2 separate regions of the Homo sapiens genome follow, and region 1 is linked to region 2. The links are chromatin contacts, found by Hi-C or POLR2A ChIA-PET in ENCODE. All regions are on one chromosome and are shown on one strand. Each heading gives the region's core, a stretch centred on a gene start or an enhancer-like site at or near the end of the contact. The rest is flanking DNA. Distances are from core to core; before and after follow the strand shown.

Region 1 (2,848 bases), core at 225-2,724, 250 kb before region 2:
CCCACACTCCACGGCCACCAGCTCCCTTCCGGAGACGGCGCTCGGACGTCGCGGGTCACGGGCGGGGAATTTAGCCCAGGTGCTCGTTGGGCCGCGAGCGGCCGCTGGGCCTGGATTCCCAGGCTCGCTGTGCAGACTCCAACCTTGAGACGTCAGGACGGCGTGGGCTCCGGGCCGCCGCGCAAGCCCAGGACCCCGAGTCGCGGGCCCCCACGCCGCAGCGCGCCTCCCTCCTCGAGACCCGGGGCTCCGACCCAACACAGGGCTTCTCAAATGCCCCGGCGAGATCCAGGCAGCAAGAGGGAACCTTTTTTTTTTTTTTCAATGTGTAAGAATGTTTTGCTTCTTTTAGGGCACAGCACTGCTGCAACTTGCAGCACAGAGGGCCCTTCCCTGCGCACCCACAGCGGTCGCCGCCTCTCCGGCACGGTCTCCCGGATCTGGATTTGGGGAGCGCAAGTGCCCCCTGTGGCCGGCCCGCGCCTGACCCCGCGGGCCTGAGAAGGCAGAAGCGGCCGGTGCGGGGCACCAGGAGGAAGTTGGAGCCCGGGGGCCGGGAAGGGGGCTGGTTGGCGCCGCTGGCTGGGCGGGGCCCCATGGGACCGGGGCCACCCGGGGCTCGCGTTCCCCCACGTGGCCGGCTGCCCGGTACCCCACGTGGAAGGGGCGGAGGAGGATGAAGGGCCAGGGGAGCAGCGGACCCCGAGCCACCGCGACAGGACCTCGGCCCCTGCCACCGAGGCCCCCGCGCCTCCCGAGGGCCTCCCGGGCGGGGCCGGGCTAGGGAGTGCCCGCCGCGCCCGGCCCCTGGCCCTCCCGCCCGCCGCGCTTGTGTGCACTTTCGCGGAGCCACTAATCCCCCGAGAGAGCCGATTTGTAGTGAGGAGTATCTGAAGGGGGCGAGGCCGGCCCATGTGGGGTTGTGTCATTGGTTTGCAAAAAGAGACCCCGCCTTTGCCCCCCCCCCCCAAAAACAGGAGCGAGGAGTGAGCGAGCGGCGACCCTCACCTCGCCTCCCGCCTAGCTCCTGCGCAGCCAGCGGGTACCGGGAGCTGCGGCCAGCGCCGCTTCTTTCCTTTCCTTTTCTCTCCGTTTTCCTTCTCCTTCCCCGGAGGAGAAAACAAATAAAGAAGAGCAAATAGCCGGGAGGCGCTCGGCATCCAGGACGTTCCCTCCCCCGATCCAAGTTGGAATTAGCATCCTCTCGGGGGTGAGCGCGGCGCGGGGCGGGCCCGGGCCGGGGACCCCCAGCGCAGCCCCCTCTCGGCGGGCGGGAGGGCGCGGGGCCGGGACGCGGGGGGAATTGGGAACCGGGTGGGCGGAGGAAGGGGGTGGGGTGGGTGGGGAAGTAGGAAGAGGCTCGGCGGCGAGGGGAGGAGGTGGAAGGGAAGGGAGGGGTAGGGTGGGGAGGGGAGGGGAGCGGAGGGAGGGTGGGGAGGGCGGGAGGGGGAGGGGCGGGGAGCTGGAGAGATTAAGTTTTTGTGTGTGTGTCCCTGTGTGCGTGTGTCATTTTAAGGTGGCTCGGGAGCGGCCCGGAGGAGCCGGCGGCGGCCCGAGGAGCGAGGGACCGAACCGGGAGCCATGCCGCGCTGAGGGGGGGCCGCACAGCCGCCGCCACCGCCACCGCCGCCGGGTGGGGTGGGAGGGGCGGGAGACGCCGCCGCCGCCGCCTCCAGGGTGGGCGCCTTTCGCCGTGGACGCCGACCGTCCGGGACGAGGTAAGGGGGGCCCCGGGGGAGGGCTGGGGCCGCCGCCGCCCCCGCCTCACCTGCGGCCGCGGGCTGGGGGCGCCGCGCCCGCGCCTCACTGCGCCACTCAGGGAGGAGGAGGAGGAGGAGGAAGAGGGCGAAGGACGCGGAGCCGGCATCCGAGGACATCTTTGGTCCGTGCCCCCGGCCTCGTGTCCCCCCTCGGCGCCCGGGGGTGGACGCTGGCTCGGGGGTCCCCGCCCGCCCCCGCCACCGATTGCGCCCGCTGGCCGCCGTTTGCGCCAGGATTTTTGTTGTTGTGATGAGAGTTGATGAATGCGAAGTAGGCGGTCACCTTCCTTCCCATCAGGGTTGAAAAAAAAAAAAAAAGAAACCCCGAGCGCGGCGGCGTCCGGAGGGCAGCGGCGGCGGCGGCGGCGGCGTCTCGGCGACGGTTCCCTGGGCGCCCCCGGCTCCTGCTCCCTGAGCCCGGTGGGTGCGCGCCCGGGGGCCGCCGGCGACCCAGGCCGAGCGCGCGACGCGCCGCGGGGACAATACGGCCGGATCTCCGGGGAACAGGAGTCCGAGCGCGCCGGGGTGCGGCGGGCCTTGCGCCTACGAGGCGAGGGTGGGGGGGGCGCGGAGAAGAGGGGTTCCGTGGGGAAGTCGGGGCGTGAGCGGCTCTCGGTCCCCAGGGGCGCTGCCCCTGCCGGCGGGGGATCCCGCGCGGCTCCCCGGGAGCGCAAGTGAAAGACGGGAAAGGAGGCGAAGTGGAACCCTTTTGTTTTGCCGGCCCCGCATTGTTGGCTCCTCCGGGCAGCCGGGCCACATCTGCTGCCGCTGCCGCCGCCGCCACTGCCGCGCGGGGCTCGGCCCGCCAAAGTCGCGGCGGGGCGGGGGGCCTGGGCGGGCCGGGCGGCGGGCGCGGGCGGGGGCCGGGCGGGCCGGGCATTTCCTCTGCCCGGCCGCGCTCCCGCGGGCACCACTTCCTCCTCGCCCGCCGCCGCCGGGAGCCCGGCCCGCCCGCCTCCCCCACCTTCCCCGCCCGGGCCGCACTTTTCGGGTGGGGCGAATCAAAAAGAAAAAGTTTAGCAGGAGGGGCTGGCTAGGGCGCGCCCCGGGCGGCAGGGACCCGGTGCGGCGCAGGGACAGCCGGGCCG
Region 2 (2,700 bases), core at 52-2,551:
ATTAGGCTGGGTGCAGTGGCTCATGCCTCTAATCCTAGTACTTTGGGAGGCCAAGGCAGGAGAATTGCTTGAGCCTGCGAGGTCCAGGCTGCAGTGAGCCATGATGGCACTACTGCACTACACCCTGGACAACAGAGCAGGACCCTATCTCAAAAAAAAAAAAAACCTTTGTAGTAAAGGGTAGAGACAGTATAGTTTTGTTGATAGTTTGTTCTGGCTTTCATTTCAGTTTTTCCCAAACTAACTGTAGAGTTCATAAATCCATATTGCATTTTTGTGAAAGTTTTGCATGCAAAATTGTGGATCTGTAGTTCCATTAACAGTAGAAAGCCATAAAGAGGTTTTGAGCAGGAAGGTGCCAGTATTGGAGCTGCCCACCTTTACCTGGAATGTCTGTGAGACAAATGAGGGCAGAAGTAGAAACAGGGGCAGAGAAGAGACAAGGACCTAAAACCAAAGTAGCTGTGGGAATGGAAAGGAGGGCCAAGAGTGAAATGGGAGACAGTGCAATGTTCAGAATTTGCCAGTGACTAACTCTGAGGCAGAAGAAAGAATCAAAAGTCAGAGAGTGGGCCAGGAGCAGTGGCTCATGCCTGTAATTCTAGCACTTGGGAAGGCCAAGGTGGAAGATCGCTTGAGGCCAGGAATTCAAGACCAAACTGGGCAACATAATGAGACCCCATTGCTACAAAAAATAATTTTTAACCTGCCAGGCTCAGTGGCTCACACCTGTTGTCCTGGCTACTCAGGAGACTGAGGAGGGAGAATTGCTTGAGCCCAGGAGTTCAAGGCTGCAGTGAGCTATAATCATGCCACTGCACTCCAGCTTGGGCAAGAGAGCAAGATCCTGTCACCAAAAAAAAAAAAAAAAAAAAAGTCCGTGAACTCTGAGTGACGGCAGTATGTGCAACAGTGGGACACGCAAGAGAGGAACTGGGTCAGAGGAGATGTGGACCCTTGAATCAGGAGATCCTGGACTCAGGAGGAAGGGAATGGCTGGTGGGGGAAATGCTGGTCTGAAATGTGTAGGGCAATCCTGGAGATCAACATCAGGGAGCTCTCTATGTAGAATTTAGTATGGAAGCCACAGGAGTGGGGAAGAAAGAACTACCGAAGGAAAAAAAAAGAGGAGTGGTCAGAAAGGTAGGAGATGAAGCTGGTAGTACGGTGTTCTGGAAGCCGAGGGTACAGTGAGCCTGAAGCACATGGTAATAAAAATTGTCAGATGCTACAGATTTCGAGCATTAGAACGGAGGAAAGGCCACTGGATCTGACAAACAAGAGACTCAGTGACCTTCTAGAGAACAGTTCTCAGTAGGATGGTAGGGAGAGAAGCCAAGTTTCAAAAGCTGAAGCCATGTGATTATAAACCACAAGTCCAAGACGTCTGGCAGTGAAAGGAAAGCAGGAGATATAAGACTAGATTAGGGCAGTAACAAAAATAAGGGAAAGGTTTTGTTTTCTTTTAGGTATTTATTTTAAAGAATGGGCATCTCTGAGCACTTTTATAAATGGAGGAGAGATGTAGAGGGGGTAAAAGGACTGAAATCCAGAAGGGAGGTAAAATTCAGAGCACAGTGATTTGTGTTGGCAAGCAAGAAAGCCCTATCTTCCTCAGAAACGAGGAGAGGAAGCTGTGAAAAACAGCTCTAGGGAGGTTTTGGTGGGTGAGACAGAGGTGATGGAGTGGAGTTCAAACCCTTTCTCCTCCTTGGTGAATCAAGCACAGAGTCTCCTGCTGAGGGTTGCTCTGGAAACTGGAGGAGATTCGGGACAATAGTTAGAGGGAAGCAAATCAAGAAGAATGAAAAAAGAAGAGCGACAAGAAACTGCTTTCTCCAAAAAGTCTTGGCAGTCCATAATCAGGCCTAGGACGGAAAGATCAGGCTGAGGCTGTGGAGCCCCCCGCAGAGGTGGACATATGCAGCTAAGGGAAATCGAAGGCGCTCTGCTAAAGGAAATGGTAACGGATCCAGCTTACTCAGGGTCTTTGAGGGATCTGTGCTTTTAAGTAGAAAGTGTTATAAAATGGGTGTTCCCCTCAAAAGAAATGTTAGAAATGTTCAGTTGTTACAAGAACATGTTCTCAGACGCGTTGCAGAAAATGTCATTTGTATAAACTGCAACGTATCTTCCATTCTCTGTGTATGATCAACATGATTCCCAAGTGGAAAAAACATCTTAACAGTAGAAAATGCAATGTAACAGGCTAGGTGCGGTGGCTCACTCCTGTAATCCCAGCATTTTGGGAGGCCCGGGTAGGTGGATCACCTGAGGTTAGGAGTTCGAGACCAGCCTGGTCTACATGGCAAAACCCCATGTCTACTAAAAATACAAAAAATTAGCCAGTCGTGGTGGTGGGTGCCTGTAATCCCAGCTACTCGGGTGACCGAGGCAAGAGAATTGCTTGAACCCGGGAGGCAGACGTTGCAGTGAGCCAAGATCACGCCATTGCACTCCAGCCTGGGCGACAGAGCAAGACTCTGTCTCAAAAAAAAAAAAAAAGGAAGAAAGAAAGGGAGGGAGGGAGGGAGGAAGGAAGGAAGGAAAGAAAGGAAATAAACGTATTTAATAATGTTGCCTAATCTGTATGCATGCAGTACAGGACACAGTTTTGTGGAACATAGTACCATCCTGTGACCTTCCTCTATGTCCACCACAAATCTGCCTGAAAAAAAAAATCTCTCCTGAGAGGACCAG

What was found. A loop is a pair of places that touch in the nucleus more often than their neighbours do. ChIA-PET counts read pairs that join two places held with the same protein, here RNA polymerase II (POLR2A). Pooled maps may share reads with other maps.
Region 1: a map of prostate gland shows a loop between it and region 2 (3-fold over the local background). The contact joins the promoter of CTBP2 here to the enhancer-like site in region 2. A Hi-C loop is called at or near these places in 26 of 168 maps with a recorded cell type or tissue (aorta, ascending aorta, cardiac septum and 14 more), 2 of 37 single-sample maps with no recorded cell type and 28 of 50 pooled maps. POLR2A ChIA-PET finds 5 or more read pairs at or near these places in 4 of 52 experiments (BJ, Caco-2, MCF 10A and 1 more).

Annotation. Positions count from the first base shown.
Region 1 is chr10:125,159,189-125,162,036 of GRCh38, reverse strand. CTBP2 (C-terminal binding protein 2) reads left to right here and starts at 1,474. Exons shown (of 11, transcript NM_001329.4): 1 at 1,474-1,718. RefSeq lists an enhancer at 94-703.
Region 2 is chr10:124,910,518-124,913,217 of GRCh38, reverse strand. No RefSeq gene overlaps it. Among named protein-coding and RNA genes, the nearest start is that of ZRANB1, 30 kb to the left of the region's middle. Within about 2 kb of position 1,301, at least 4 of the 41 ENCODE cell types and tissues checked have a DNase peak (open chromatin) inside an H3K27ac peak, as active enhancers do; they include gastrocnemius medialis and prostate gland, where a contact is called at or near this core.